Linked DNA regions of Mus musculus: region 2 is linked to region 1. A link is a loop called in an ENCODE intact Hi-C map of the cell type or tissue named here. Cell type or tissue: heart. All regions are shown on one strand. Links, peaks and the distances in the headings refer to the core of each region. The heading gives the core; the rest is flanking DNA. Region 1 has its middle 15 kb from the start of Gm30693. Region 2 has its middle 27 kb from the start of Rtp1.

What was found. A loop is a pair of places that touch in the nucleus more often than their neighbours do. Peaks named below come from ENCODE experiments on the same cell type or tissue, not always from the same donor. Only the 100,000 strongest peaks of a DNase experiment are listed, where the experiment ranks them.
Region 2: it touches region 1 in a loop (7-fold over the local background); 8 of 42 quality-filtered maps call a loop at or near these places.

What each region holds. Positions count from the first base shown.
Region 1 is chr16:23,083,663-23,091,998 of GRCm38, forward strand. No RefSeq gene overlaps it. Among named protein-coding and RNA genes, the nearest start is that of Gm30693, 15 kb to the right of the region's middle. In heart, for the core only: CTCF peaks have their summits at 4,282 (motif pointing right) and 5,012 (motif pointing right); no DNase peak of the experiment used is centred there.
Region 2 is chr16:23,398,351-23,406,686 of GRCm38, forward strand. No RefSeq gene overlaps it. Among named protein-coding and RNA genes, the nearest start is that of Rtp1, 27 kb to the right of the region's middle. In heart, for the core only: a CTCF peak has its summit at 5,058 (motif pointing left); a DNase peak (open chromatin) is centred at 5,061; H3K27ac peaks cover 651 bases.

The sequences.
Region 1 (8,336 bases), core at 172-8,171:
TATTATTATTATTATTATGCTTATATGTGTGTTTGGGGGTGTGTGTACCATGCATGCATGTGGAAATCAGAGGACAACATTGTGGAATTGGTTCTTTCCTGTCTTTATGTGAGTTCCAGGGACAAGATAAAGGCCTTTATTATCTGAGCTATCACTGGCCCTGCTGATCAGTGAGACATTTTACCATGTCTTCTGCTCTTGTAATCAAAAGGACAAAGACTATGGTTGCATATAAATTCTCTTGTGGGCTGGAGAGATGGCTCAGTGGTTAAGAGCACTGACTGCTCTTCCAGAGGTCCTGAGTTCAATTCCCAGTAACCACATGGTGGCTCACAACCATCTGTAATGAGATCCAATGCCCTCTTCTGGTGTGTCTGAAGACAGCTACAGTTTACTCACAATAAATAAATAAATAAATAAATAAATAAATAAATCTTTTTTTTTAAATTCTTCTCTCCTACAATATGTCCTGACCGACCAAAGTTTCCCCTCCCTCCGCTCCTCCCAGGCTCCACCCCCTACTTCCTTTCTCCCCCAGACCCTTCCTCCTTTCCCTTCAGATAAGAGCTGGACCCCCAGGGATAGTAGCTGAACATGGCATAACAAAATGCAATAAATCTAGGCACAAACCCTCACATTGGGCCGGGTGAGGAAACCCCGTAGAAGGAAAAGGGTCCTAAGAGCATCCAGAAGGTCAGACACACCCTCCACAGCCACTGTTAGGAGTTCCACAAAACACCAAGCTAACAGCCACAGCATATACACCAAGGACCTAGCGCAGACCCATGTAGGTTCTGCGAATGCTGCTTCAGCCTCTGTGAGCCCCTAAGAGACCTGCTTAGTTGATTCTGTGGGCCATGTTCTCCTGGTGTCCTCAACCCCTCTGGCTTCTATCATTCTTTCTCCCTGTCTTCAATGAGGTTTCTCCAAGCTCCAAGGGAAGGGACCAAATGCATATCTCCAATTTGGACTCTCTCTCCACCTAAAATTTCATTGTGCTTCTCTGTATCGGCTCCCATCAACTGCCAGAAGAGGTCTCTCTGGAGATGACTGGGCCAGGGACCCATTTATGAGTATAACAGAATATCATTAAGAAACTTTTTTTGGTGGGGGAGAAGGGGATAAAGACATGGTTTCTCTGTGTAGCCCTGGCTGTCCTGGAACTCACTCTGTAGGCCAGGCTGCCTTCGCCTCCCAAGTGGTGGGATTAAAGGGGTGTGCCACCACTGCTTAGCCATTAGGAATCTTTAATTGTTTTTTCCTCTCTATCCTTGGTCTCCAGGCTTTCCAGCCTCTAGTTCCAGTCATCCAGTCAGTGTGGGACATGGGCTCCCTCTCATGGTGTGGGCCTCAGATTAGAGCAGTAATTGATTGGCCATTTCCAAAAGTCCTAAGCCTCCACTACCCCAGCACAAAATGCAGGCAGCACAGATTGTAGGTTGAAGGTTTGGTGACTGACTGGGTTGGTGTCCCAGTCCCACCACTGGAAGTTGGCTGGTTACAGAAGTTGGCTGGTTCAGAATCTATGTCCTCTGTTACTGGGAGTCCTTGCTAAGGTCACCCTTGTGGAATCCTTGAGTCTCTACTGCACTACGTTTTCACAGTATCCCCCAAGTGGCCTCCAATAATGGTCACCTCTCCCCCAAAGTCTCTCCTTCCACTCCTGTGACCTGATCTCTCCTGTCCCCATCTGTCCCTAATCCACCTGCAAAACCTTTTCTATTTTCCATTCCCAGGGAGCTCTATGTGTCACCTTTAAAACACTTTCCATTAGCCTTTCTGGGTCTATGAATTGCAATATGATTATCCTTCACTTACAGTTAATATCAATGTATAAGTGAATACATACTGTCTTAGTCAGGGTTTCTATTCCTGCACAAACATCATGACCAAGAAGCAAGTTGGGGAGGAAAGGGTTTATTCGGCTTACACTTCCATACTGCTGTTCATCACCAAGGAAGTCAGGACTGGAACTCAAGCAGGTCAGGAAGCAGGAGCTGATGCAGAGGCCATGGAGGGATGTTCTTTACTGGCTTGCCTCACCTGGCTTGCTCAGCCTACTTTTTTATAGAACCAAGACTACCAGCCCTGAGATGGTCCCACCCACAAGGGGCCTTTCCCCCTTGATCACTAATTGAGAAAATGCCTTACAGTTGGATCTCATGGAGGCATTTCCTCAACTGAAGCTCCTTTCTCTGTGATAACTCCAGCTGTGTCAAGTTGACACAAAACTAGCCAGTACACATACCATGTTTGTCTTTCTAGGTCTTGGTTACCTTACTCAGGATAATTTTTTCTAGTTTCATCTGGTTTTTTTTTTTAATAGCTGGGTAATACTCCATTGTGTAAATGTACCACATTTTCGGTATCCATTCTCTGGTTGAGGGACATCTCGGTTATTTCTAGTTTCTGGCTATTGTGAGTAAAGCTGCTGTGAACATGGTTGAGCAAGTGACCTCATTGGTAGAATGGAGCATCCTTTGAGTATATGTCCAGAAGTGGTATAGCAGGGTCTTGAGGTAGATGGATTACCAGTTTTCTGATTTCCATAGTGGCCGTACAAGTTTGCACTCCCACCAGCAATGGAGGAGTGTGCTCCTCTCTCCCCATCCTCTCCAGCAGAAGACTATGTTTTTAAAAAGAAGAAGACAAATGAATGAGTCAGGTGGCCTAGTGACTGAAGAGTGACTGGGTTCATATCAAGGAGATCTGCTAGTCTGTACCTCAAGTCTATGTCTGCTGCATTCCAACTCGGGTGGCTGGGTCTAAGGGCACTGAGCTTGTGGTCCAGGCTCAGCTTTGGTTCTCACCAACTGCAGAAAGGATGGTTACAGAGCTGCTGATGGGGAGTGCAGGAGACTTTCTGCCATGCTGCTGTGTTCCTCAAAGCAGGAGTGAGAGGGCGTGTATGTGCATGCACTCGTGTGTGTGTGTGTGTGTGTGTGTGTGTGTGTGTGTCAGAAAGAGAGAGAGAGAGAGAGAGAGAGAGAGAGAGAGAGAGAGAGAGAGAGAGAGAGAATGTGTATGTATTCTGTGTATGTGTGCCTGGGGGGGGGGGGAGGAAGTGTGTGTGAGGCAGGGAGGGAGAGAGAGGAAGTGTGTGTGTGTGATAGAACCCAGTGCCTTACACAGAAGCAATCTATATGTGAAATAGACCCTCAGCTCCAAAATTTTATTATTTATGGTTTTGTCGTGGGTGTGTTGTTTTGTTGCTGTTGTTGGAGGTACTGTTTTTAACTGATTTATTTATTTTGGTTTTTTGAGACAGGTTTTGTTTTATTTTAGCTTGTTTTAATATCTATCTATCTATCTATCTATCTATCTATGTTTTGTTTTTGTTTTTTGTTTTTTGAGACAGGGTTTATCTGTGTAGCCCTGGCTCTCTTGGAATTCACTCTGTAGACCTGATTTACCTTGAACTCAGAGACCTGCCTACCTCTGTGTCCTGAGTGATGGGATTAAAGGCCTGTGCCACTACCACACAGCAAGAATTTATAATTTTTCTGTTTTTGGATTTGTGATCTTAAGTGGAACAATTTTTATTTATGATTTTGCTCAGCATATTGGGGAAGACATGACCCTCAAGGCCTTCAGGCTATTTCTGGTCTAGGTGCTGATATAAATGTGAGGAGTTCAAGGGAAGAGCAACACTAGATTGTCCCCTCTCTGTTCCCTTTTCCTGACTGTAGATGCAATCTGACCAGCTGCCTCACACTCGGGCCACCATGACCTTCCCACGGTGATGGACGACGCCTTCAAACTTAGAAATGAAACAAAGCAGGAGGAGCGAGGAGAGGACGCAGCAGGCGATTTCCGGGCATGAAAACTTGAGAGCCTCTCACTCTACAACCTATGCTTTATAGCACCAAGTACAAGTATTTTGGAAATTTTGGTTTGGGAGCCTAGGGTTTAGAATACTAAATTGATGTTTTCTTTGGAAACATCAGGTAGTCAACTTCTAAGTAGGCGTGGTAAAGATGGATTTTTTTTTTTTTTTGGTTGGTTGGTTGGTTGTTTTTGTTTGTTTGTTTGTGTTTGTTTGTTTGTTTGTTTGTTTTTTAAGACAGGGTTTCTCCTGGCTGTCCTGGAACTCACTTTGTAGACCAGGCTGGCCTCGAACTCAGAAATCCGCCTGCCTCTGCCTCCCGAGTGCTGGGATTAAAGGTGTGTGCCACCACGCCCAGCCTTGGTAAAGGTTTAACCACACAAATCAGAAAGCACTTGGTAAATGATAATGACAGATTAATTTTGCTCTGGTCTGATTTTTCTCTTCTTGACCACTTGGTGGCAGAATGAAGCCACAATAAGAGGACATTTGCAAGTCTCCTAAGGGTTTTTGTTTTGTTTTGTTTTTTATTTTTATTTTTTTAAGATGTATTTTTTAAAATTTATTTACTTTAAGTAAGTACACTGTAGCTGTCTTCAGACACCCCATAAGAGGGTATCAGATCTCATTACAGATGGTTGTGACCCACCATGTGGTTGCTGGGATTTGAACTCAGGACCTCTGAAAGAGCAGTCAGTGCTCTTAACCTCTGAGCCATCTCTCCAGCCCCCTCCTAAGGGTTTTTGTTTGTTTGCTTTTGCTTTTCCTTAAAGATTTGTTTGTTTGTTTGTTTTGATTTTTCGAGACAGGGTTTCTCTGTGCAGTCCTGGCTGTCCTGGAACTCACTCTGTAGACCAGGCTGGCCTCGAACTCAGAAATCCGCCTGCCTCTGCCTCCCAAGTGCTGGGATTAAAGGTGTGCACCACCACTGCCCGGCTAAAGATTTATTTATTTATTTTGTGTATACGAATATATGTGTAGGTAGCTATCTCCAGACACATCAGAAGAGGGCATCAGATCCCATTACAGATGGTTGTGAGCCACTATGTGGCTGCTGGGAATTGAACTCAGGACCTCTGGAAGAGCAGTCAATGCTCTTAACTGCTAAGCCATAGTCTCTAGCCCCTTTAAAGATTTCTCTTATTTACTTATTTTATGTATGTGAGTGCTTTATCTGCATGTACACCTGCATGCCAGAAGAGGGCATCAGATCTCATTACAGATGGTCCTGAGCTACCATGTGGTTGCTGGGAATTGAACTCTGGACCTCCAGAAGAACAGCTAATCCTCGTAACCACTGAGCCATCTCTCCAGCCCCCAAGTCTCCCAAGTTTTAACATTTGGTTCCTTCTTTTATTTAGTGGGAAAGAAAAGTAGCAAGCCATACATACAAACACAGGGCCTGTTCTAGTGTCTGAATGAGACATTGACTGAGCTAGCGGGAGCTGCCTTAAAGATCCTTCTCCTGGTTATGAGTAGCATACAGTTATAACGGTAGCATTCAGGAGTCTGATCAGGAGTCTGAGGCAGGAGGATGGTTATTACAACATTACCTGAGCTAAACAGCAAGCCACAAGCCATGTTGGGCCAGTCAGCAAGCAGCACTCTCCATGGCCTCTGCATCAGTTCCTGCCTCCATGGCCTCTGCATCAGCGCCTGCCTCCAGGTTCTCTGAGTCTTTGTCCTGACTTCCTTCAATGATGAGAAATGATTTAGAAGTGGAAGCCAAATAATCACTTTGCTCCCCAAGTTGCCTTTTGGTAAGGGTTTTTTCATCACCGCAGCAGTAACCCCAAGACTGTCATGTAGTCAAAGACACGTTATAAGCAAAGTGAAGCACTTTTTGTTTTCTTGGTGGTGATGATGGTTTTGGGGGGTTTAGTTTGATAGATATCTCTCTCTATGTGGCCGGGATGACCTAACCGGTGAGCCTTCTGCTGGCACCCTGTGAGTCAACATGGCAACCTTGCTTTCTTGGGTTACACCTAAAGTGGCTTTCATGAGAGTCCTATCAAGCTATTACTGGCCCACAACAATCCAGAAACTTGTCAAGAAACTAAAGAATGAGCCAGTTCCCATATCTAGGAAAAACACTAAACGTAAGATGCCTGACGATTTCAAACGAACCAAATTCAAAACTAACTCCAGGGCCTGGGGATATGGCTCAGCTGCTAGAGTGTTTGTCTAGCATTACAAGACCCTGTGTTCCGTCCCTGGTAGAAACTGGATGTGGTGGCCCGTGCCTGTAACACTAAGGGCTTGGGAAGTGAAAACAAAAGGATTAGAAACTCAAGGCCATGCCTGACCACATAGTGAGTTTGAGGTCAGCCTGGACCATGTGGGACTCCATCACTACATTAACTTAATTCGTTAGCTAATGTAGAAAACAAACTCTCTGCAAAGCAGATGTCACTGGCTAGCAAGCTCATCTTTACCATGCCCAACTCCATCTTTCTTTCTCTCTTCTCTAGACTGGTTGGAGCTGATGAAGGAGGGAAGGCCATGGGCCTCTGGGTCCTATCAGCCTTTACTTGGGAACACTCTCCTGCCGTGCGCAGCAGGCCCTCCCATCCAGTACTCTCTTAATACTCCCAGAGCCAAACTCATCAGCCCCTCAAGAAGCACTTGCATACACTAGCTGCACTCCCAGGAGCTGCACACAGCTTCCACCCTAGCCACAGGTAGCTCCTCCTCTCCGGGGGACAACACCCTTACAGTTTGGGTCTTGGCTATTCCAATCTCTGTTCATGGCTCCTTTCCAACCTCTTCATTTTTCTTTCTTTTTAGGATGTTAGCTGCTTCTCCTAATTGCGATCTGCACAATACTCCAATGTCTTCTCTTTGTTCATTTGCCTTTCAAGTTCTCCAGTATCTAAGTAACAGAGTTCTGCAGTATACATAAGCATAGTCAGCGAGGTGTGTCCATCAGTAACTAGACTCTGACTAGCAGGGTACAATTGGGCCTCTATGCCTGTGGGCTCTGTTTTTTTGTTTGTTTGTTTGTTTGTTTTGTTTTTTTGTTTTTGGGGGTTTTTTTTGTTTGTTTGTTTGGTTTTTGGTTTTTCGAGACAGGGTTTCTCTGTATAGCCGTGGCTGTCCTGGAACTCACTTTGTAGACCAGGCTGGCTTCAAACTCAGAAATCCGCCTGCCTCCGCCTCCCGAGTGCTGGGATTAAAGGCAAGCGCCACCACGCCTGGCTGCAAACCATTTTAAATTGCGTTTTGAGGCTAGGGAGATGGTGATTAGTAACAGCACTTGCCATGAAAACCTGACAGCCTCAGTTCAGATCGCCAGAACCCATGGAAAGCTGGATGCACCCTAAGGGAAGATTGAAGGTGGAAACATAGAAGCTTCCAGAACTTTCTGGATGAAGGAGACTAGAGTATGCAGAACAGAGATAAACAAGAAACACCCTGCACCAAATAAAATGAAAGATGGGGACTGACACCCAAGCTTGGCCTCTGACCTCTACATACATGCCATGGCATGTTCATTCTCTCACACACATGTGCACTCACATGCACAAAACAAATAAATATTTAAATTGCATCTGAACATGTATACACTTGTCTTGTTATTATTCTCAAACAGCATCATCTGACAACTACTCCCATTTACATTGTGTTAGGTTTACATGCAATGTCAGGTTGTGCACATGGAGAACATATACAGGATACACAAATATTACTTTATACAAGGGACTTGAGTCTCTGCCACAAGTTTCACAACTGTTGTCCAGCTGGGTGGGGGTGGGGCAAGCGGGGACAAGGGTCTCATCTCAGAGCAGCAATGGGGAATGGCTCCAGCCAGAGAAGGCCACTGGGTGATGCTGCCCTTTTGTCACTGGAGTCCCAAGCAGGAGCCCCTGGTTGTGATCAGAACCCACCACTGACAAGAAAGTGCAGGGTCCCATGCAAAACTCAGCTTCCTGGCCAGGCCAGGTGTTAATGGGGGAGAATCTTGGAGACAGGGGAAGGGGCTGAGGAGAGAGGGGCAACTGGTGAATGGCAATGAGGGAGGGTATGGGGGAGGGAAGAGGAAGTTACACTGTGTGCTCTTCTCCTTTCCAGAGTTTCTGTTTCTGCCACACCTCCAGGAATCTTCATGGGAACAGCTCCCTGCTGAAGCAGCCTTGAGGAGCCAGGTGGAGGATGTGGGCCCCTGTGCATTGGTCCCTGCCAGGAGCAGGTATGGCTGTCAGTGCTGCCTCAGGACTCCTGTTCCCCCAGGCCATCTACTGTCACCTGGGCTTAGGGGTGGGGGAATTCTGTGGTGTCCAGGCAACCTTTCCAGCTCTAAAGTGCTGTGGGTGGGAGACTTTTAACACAGTTTTCATAGTCCCACCTCCCCATTCATCCAAGAAATCCACCACTGCCCTTGGGCTTGGCCTCTGTTCGTCTTCCCCACCCTCTTCCCTGTCCCTTCTCACTAAAGTTCCTGGCTCACCTCTTCCTTGTCTTCTATCACGTGTTGCAGCTCTTCCACTTGGGAAGTCATAGGAGCAATTAA
Region 2 (8,336 bases), core at 112-8,111, 310 kb after region 1:
CCTCTGTGATGGTTTGTATATGTTTGGCCCAGGGAGTTGTTGTATTAGAAGGTGTGGCCCTGTTGGAGTAGGTGTGCCACTGTAGGTGTGGGCTTTAAGACCCTCATCCTAGCTGTCCAGAAGCCAGTGTTCTGCTAGCAGCCTTCAAATGAAGATGTAGAACTCTCAGCTCCCTCTGCACCAGTGCCTGGATGCCACTGTGTCCCTGCCTTAATGATAATGGACTGAATCTCAAATTTAAGCCAGCCCCAATTAAATGTCCTTATAAGAGTTGCCTTGGCCATGGTGTCTCTACACAACAACGAACCCCTAAATAAGACAGGAGGGCAAAAGGTAATAGGTTGACCCAACTTTTACTGGTCTCGCCAACATGTTTAGTTTATCTATACTGAACTTCATGGCTTCTAAGTACAAAGTAGTTTTACACTCAACATTTAGAACCTATCCGTGGGAAACTTTTCCTGTGAGGGCTGAGCCACTGTCACACCCCAAGAACAGGAAAACCCAAATTTATTGTAATATCTGGACCTGAGTAACTCAGCAGTTTTAGTTGCCCTAAGACAAGTTGCAGGGTAGGGTTTGGTGACCATCTGTGTTCTGATAGCAGCAGGGAGTATGGGTCTCTCATCTGGCAAAAATGACCACCATTTGCCTCCTGTTTGGCTCCTTCTCTTGTTGTCCACTTGGCTTCTTTGTGGATAGATTGGGCTCTGAAGCAATTCAGATTCAAGTGGTGGAACCAAGATCTGGGAAGGTTCCTTCTGGTTCTAGGGTCACCTTCTGGGTGGCAAGTCTACTGCCTTGTTCACTTGGGCCTCTGGGGATTTCCCTTTTGGTGCCCTTTGCAGTGGATTTTAGTGGAAATTTCTGGTTTCTTTGGAAACTCAATTGTGTTAAGTGATACTTTTCTGGAAGCTGTCTTGTGAGAGGATGTTTTATTGAAGCAGACACCTGAGAGAGTGTCTTAGTTAGGGTTTTATTGCTGAGAACAGACACCATGACTAAGGCAACTCGTATAAGGACATTTAATTGGGGCTGGCTTAAATTTGAGATTCAGTCCATTATCATTAAGGCAGGGACACGGTAGCATCCAGGCAGGCATGGTGGAGGGGGAGCTGAGAGTTCTACATCTTCATTTGAAGGCTGCTAGCAGAATACTGGCTTCTGGGCAGCTAGGATGAGGGTCTTAAAGCCCACACCTACAGTGACACATCTACTCCAACAGGTAGGTGTTTAATTGAGACTGGCTTACAGTTTCAGAGGTCTAGTCCATTATCATCAAGGTTAGAAGAGTATGGCAGTGTCCAGGCAGATGTGGGGCTGGAGGAGTTGAAAGTTCTACATCTTGATCCAAAGGCAGCCAGGAGGAAACTTTTCTGCATGCAGCCAGGAGGGGGCTGATTCCACTGGCCAGACTTAAACATACATATGTGACCTCAAAACCCTGCTTCTACAGTGACACACTTCCTCTAAGAAGGTCATACCTCCTCCAATAAGGCCACACCTCCTTATAGTGCCACTTCCCATGGGCCAAGCATATTTAAACCATCACACCTCCTAAGGGCCATATGGACCTTAGTATGGAAAGGTTCATTAGGCAAAAATTACTAACCATTTCATCCTCAAGTCCTCATGGGCTCTGCAGCAGACACAGAGGATATTCATCAGGTGGTGTGAGAGGCTGCACTTTTGTCTGTCTGAGCTGGGTGACCTTGCATGGGTAAAGAGAGTCCTGATCCAAGCCTGAAGCCAACATGGAAAGAGCCAATAACCTGTGTTTCTCAACACCCCCACAGCAGCAAATTTCCCATCACACCCAGCCGAGTTCATCCTTCTGTTCCTAGCTCTGTAGGATGCTGCTTGCTCAACTGCCTACTTAGCTACTGCCTTAGTTAGGTTCTATTGCTGTGAAGAGATGTCATGGCCACAGCAACTCTTATAAAGAAAAACATTTACTTGGGGCTGGCTTACATATTCAGAGGTTTAGCCCATTTTCACCGTGGTTGTGCATAGACAGATAAGATGCTAGAGAAGGAGTGGAGAGCTCTGCATCTGGACCAATAGGCAAAAGGAAGTGAGTGGTAAGCCACCAGGCAGGCTTGAGCTTCTGAGACCTCAAAGTCCAGCCCTTAGTGATGCACTTCTTCCAACATGGCCACACCCACTCCAGCAAGGCCACACCTCCTATTAGCACAGTTCTCCGTGAGCCTATAGGAAGCTGTTTTCTTTCAAACCACCACGGCTATGTAAAATAGAAAATAAATTCAGTTAAACTACTAGTGCTAAGGAGTTGATATAACCTCTGACCCCAGATGAGTCCATGGTTTGACTAATGCCTCCAAGTTGGGAATGTAAAGGCCCTAGAACTTTGTATGCCTTAACCCAACTGACGCCATGATGGAAGCATCATTCAGGCTTTGGAACGCAGCCTGTAGGTAGCAACATCCACCAAAACAAAAACAAAGACCTAATCCATCAATGTCCATAGTTCTGGAAATGTCTCTAGATGTACTAACCTTGTTTTTCGGCATCTGTAGTTCTGCTTCTGGCTAGCTGTTCTTGTTGACTGAGGTGTGTCAGCCCAGTTTATGGCTTTTGTGCTTAAAAGCTCACCCTGAGAAAAGTTCAGGTCTGTACTTGGGTCCCAAACACCCAGTATAGTCGGTGGTTGGCTAATTCTGTTGTCTTGAACCTGTGCCCGAGTGGTCTTCCATGCCTCCTAACAGCCTGACAGAAACCAGGTTGGCCTTGAACTTAGTACATTGTCAAGGCTGGCCTTGTGCTCTTAATCCTCTGTCTTTGCCTCCTATGTGCTGTGATTATAAGTGTGTGCTGTCAAGCCCCAACCTCCAAAAAGACAATTTGGGCTCAGCTCAGGCTGAATTCCGACCCAGTAAGCACTTAGCATTCTTCAGAAACCTTGTAAAGTGAGTTTCTGTTAGCTAATACTTTTTCCTCTGCTACTACAGTCCCCCTCGGTCCCCCAAAATCCAGAGCCAGCATCTAGTCCTCTATTTACTCAAACAAGCCACCAACAGATCAGAGCCCTGTGCTAGATTCCAGCTGTTCCAGATAACTGCCCTCCCCCTCCTCCTCCTCCTCCTCCTCCTCCTCCTCCTCCTCCTCCTCCTCCTCCTCCTCCTCCCCTTCCCCCTCCTCCCCTTCTTCCTCTTCCACATAACACATAGTAACCAGCAAGAGTCTCCCACTATCTTCATGCTCTTCCCTACTCCTGCAGCCCTGGCAATAACCAGGCTGCTGCTCCCCCTTCCTGCTCTCTGTGCTACTCTCTCTGTCCCAGAAAGGCAGCCATTACTGACTCCCCCAGATGCCGCTGGCTGTTCTTTCCCTTATCTACAATACCACCTTCCCCCAGTAATGAATCAGTCACGTTGACAAGGTCTTCACTCTACAAGGTCTTCACTGTCCTCCTCAAATACCAACGCCCACAGGCGTTCTTCTTATTTCCTTAACCTCTTCTTTCCTTCTCCTAGTCTCACAAGGAAGCAAGCCATTACAGATTGTGGCTGCTGGGAAATCAAGGAGGAAGGGAGGTGGAGGTGTTTGTAGGTTTGCCAAATGAGAGTGAGTGAGAGTGGGAGAAAGCGCCAGGATTCTTTGTTCCCTCCACTTCCTGCACTGTCTCCCCCACTAAGAGTTAATTCAGGGGCAGGTTGGTCACCTGGCCAAGGATCTATCCCTCAGGAAGAATTGGCCCACCCTAAGCCAATAATTATCCCTTTACTGAGGCAAGGCATGTTTTCTTCCCAGACACCCCCCACCCCCACCCCACCCCAGCACGGTCTCCTTCACAGTGCAGCCATACAGCTCTATAAGTCTGAGTTACTCACACAAGCGTGACTTTGCTTTTCTTCTTCCTGCCCCCTCTCTAAGCATGCTTTTCCTAATGGTCTGGGCTTTACTTTTCTAATGCTTTGCTTCCTGCCAGGTGGTCGCTTGCCCTCCCTGTGTCTGAGCTCCATATCTGTTTAATTCAAACAGCATGGCTGTGCCCTTCTCCATTCTCCTCTGGGCAAGATTTCCAACTTGCTACCTTATGATTTTCCTTCTAAATTCTAATAAAATTGTCCTGACATTTTTATCTCATAAAGGTCCATGATTCACCAAAGAATGATACCCAGGACTCAAATAGTATATAAAAGCAAAGAGTGTTTTATTCTGCAGAAGTCCAGAATGCTGGAGTCTCCTGTTCCAATGTGGGGATGCCCATGTGAGTTTGCAGGCCCAATTTAAAGTACATCAGGGAGTCCCGGGGAGGTGTAGGTAGGTAACCTCTATCTCTTGGCTCTATCTCTGGGGACATTCCAGAACCATTGCTGGGGAAGTCTGAAAACTGTTCCCGAGGACATCTGGAAAGTGATGCTGACCGTGTCCTTACCTCAGGGCCAACGGCAGGGTAGCTTCTGAGGTCTGGACTTGCCCGGGTCTTGGAAACAGAAATTTAGGCCTAGTCTCCTGTTTGAAGCCAGCTTGAAGCCTGCCACGGAGTCAGCGTGTCTCAATCTGACTGTTTTTAAAATTCTTTTTATCAAAGAGACCAAGACCCACTAAAGGGGGCCCCAATTTCCCTTATTTTAGCAGCAGTGTTACAGTTTGATGTAAAAGATGTGAGTGTGAGAGAGACAGAAAAGACAGACAGACACCAGGAAATGCACACATGTTTATTAAAGAACAGTGTGAACGCCTTCTGATTATGAATCCTTCCCCTGCCAGGCTGTTGTCCGCCACCACCACCCGCCCCACCCAGCATGGATGGCATTCCTGGGGGAAATTTTAATTCTTTGAGTCCTTTGTTTGAATAGGGTGGTATATTTATAATGTGTGTGTGTGTGTGTGTGTGTGTGTGTGTGTGTGTGCGTGTGTGTGTTATATCTGGCAGCATGTTGTGAGGGTCTTCCATGCTGCTGCTTGCAGCTATAGTTCTTATTTTCACTAAAATGCACTGTAATTTATACTTTCTGCCCAACTCCTAATTATGGTTGTCCAAGTTCCTGAAGTAAGAGCAGAAACTGCTGCCCCCTTGTGGCCTGCGGTGGTTATAACCTTCTGAATGGTTGATTTCTTTCTAAATCAACTGGCCCCCAGGCAGCTAGAATTTCAGGATGCCTGCTTGTTCAAATTACATCTAGAAGGTTAGGAGGTCACATGACTCAACTGGAAGGAACGCTCCTGTGAGATAGCTTTTGTTTACAGGAGGAGGCTCAGTTCCACCTCATTCTGGTTTCTATCATCTTATCAGAAGGAATTTGGCACAAGATGCAGCAGTAGGTGCTCCGGTACTTACCAGAGCGTGCAAAGACAGGATCAGTTACTGTGTGGTGAGGTCATACAACATCCTATTCCAAAAATAGAATATAGAGGGACATTTATCATCTATGCCTGTTTGCATGCTCACACATGTGGGCACACATGCATGTGCATGTATGTGTGTACATGGTTGTGAAGTCTTCCTCTTCTATCTTATATATTAAGGCAGGTGTGTGTGTGTGGGGTGTCTCACCTGAAACTCAAGCTCAGCGAATGAGCTAATCTCGCTAGCCAGCGTTCTCCAGGAATTCCATCTTTCACTTTTGAGTACTGTGGTTACAAGGCAGCCTGACATACCCACCTGGCCTTTATGTGGGTGTTAAAAATCAGCACTTGGATCGTCCTGCTTTCACAACAAGAACTTTATCTACTGAGCCAGCACCTCAGCCTGTTATGTCTCTTTTCCTGGGTGTTTTTCTTCCTTTATTTACCTGGTAATATTGAGGGTCAAGTGTTCCTGGCAGAAGAATAAAGAAAGCAAAAACAAAACCAACCAACCAACCAACAAACAGAAACAATAACAATAACTACCTGGCAAATAACTACTGCAATCTATTTGTTTTGTTTATTTATTTCATTATTTTTTCTTTTATGGAAATATTTTTTTTCATACAATATATTCTGATGACAGTTTTCCCTGCCCCTATACCTCCCACTTCCTCCTGACCTCCATTCCTTCTGGATCCACACAGCCATCTAAGGACTAATAGTAAAATAAAATAAAATAAAATTGCAATCTACTTTTATGTGTACAAGAATGATTTGTGGAAAGCCACACACACACACACACACACACACAAACACACACACCAACACCAGAAACACAAGTGAAACAACAATGAAGTCAAGGGGAGGGGAAACAAAGTCAAGGGGAGGCCTGGGGCTTGAGGAGGGGGCAGGGTACGACAGGCCTTGAGATGTTAAGGGGTTGCAGTGTTTGAAGAAAATGTCAGAAAGGTGCTCATGGATCAGCAGAATTAATACAGTAAAAAGGGCCATCCTATCCAAAGCAATCTACAGATCAATGCAGTCCCTACCAAAAATCCAATACAATTCTTCACAGAAATTGAAAGGGAAAATTTCAGTTTCATATGGAAACCTAAAAGAACCCAGGATAGCACAAACAATCCTGAATAATCAAGTCACTGCTGGAGGTCTCACCATCTGCAGTCTCAAGCTGTACTAGAGAGCTGTAGTAATAGAAGCAGCGTGCTGTTGACACAGTATCAGACACATAGACTGATGGAACCAAGCAGAAGATCCAGTCACAAATTCACATATGTATGGACACCTATCTTTTTTTGACAAAGAACCTAGAAATACACAGGGGAAAAAAGATAGCATCTTCAATAAATGGTGCTGTTCAAACTGGATGGCTGCATGTAGAAGAATCCATATAGATCTATACTTACCACCCTGCACAAAACTCAACTCCAAATGGAGCAAAGACCTTAAAATAAAACCATATACACTGAACCTTGTAGAAGAGAAAGTGAGGAATAGCCTTGAACTCATTGACATAGAAAACTCCTTTCTGGATGAAACACTGATAGCATAGGGACTAAGAACAACAGTTAATGGGACTTCGTGACATTGAGAAGCTGCTGCATGACAAAGGACACCGTCATTTGAACAAAGTGGCTGCCTACAGATGGGAAAAGATTTTTATCAACTACCCAGAAAACCAGATATCAAGACAAATCAAGACAACAAACAACCCGATTTAAAAAAAAAACAAAAAACAAACAAACAAAAAAACAGGCTACAGAGCTAAACAGAGAATTCTCAAAAGAAGAAACTCAAATGGAAGAGAAACAAAGAAATGCTCAACAGGGATGGAGGGATGGCTCAGCAGTAAGAGTACTGACTGTTCTTCCAGAGGTTCTGAGTTCAATCCCCAGGACCCACCTGGCAGCTCAGAACTGTCTGTAACTATTGTCCCATGGGACCTGAAAGCCTCTTCTGGTATGTAGATGTACATGCAGGCAAAACTCCTGTTTCATAAATAAATCTAAGAAAAGAAATGTTCAACATCCTTAGTCATCAGGGAAATACATATCAAAACTACTTTGAGACTTCATCTCACCAGTCAGAATGACAAAACAAGTAACAGCTCCTGCTGGAGAGGATGTGTCAAGCGCTCGTCCATTACTGGGGGGAGAACAGACTTTTACAGTCACTATGGAAATCAGTGTGGTGACTCGTTAGAAGTATGGGAATCAATCTATCTCAGAATCCTGCTATACCACTGTCAGGCATATACCCAAAGGATGCTTCATCCTACCATAGAGACACTCTCTCTGGTCATCCAAACCAGAATCTGGAAACATTCTAGATGTCCATCAGTAGATGAGTTGAAAAACAATATACATATATATGGAATATATAAAATATATTATATGCATATACATGACCTAAATAAAGTTGTCAAATCTCTTGTCATCAAATGAAGCTTGGGATTGTGTGATATCAAATTGAGTTGTTGGTCAAAGGGGTCCTATGGAAACCCCTAAAGAATTCAGGCTGTTGCCAAGACTCTAGGTTGTTCTCTACAACTGACAGCAAGGGTCTTTTACCGAAGACAACACACATATTGAACATGGAGAAGTTGGGCTGATGCCTACACAGAGCCTTCACCCCTATGTTCTAGTGTCTTTGGTATAGGAAAGCCGTCTACATGCTACCAAGAGAGAAAAGTAAAACCAACCGACCCCAAACCCTCTGATCTACAGCGGTGTCCTGCCTGCAAGATATGCTAGGGCATGGTGGCACACAGCTTGTGGGAGTAACCAACCAGTATCTGGTTTGACTTAAGGTCCATTCCATGAGATGGATCACAGATATGACACTGTGTGAGTGACCAAGAGTCAGGGACTAGACAGCCCAGGGACTTAGGGTAAAACCAATTACTACTGCTCCAGAAAAAGAAAAAGGAAAAAGAAAGACAGACTCCTAATGAACATTCTGCTATGCTCATAGATCAGTGCGTTGTTCAGCAATTATCAGAG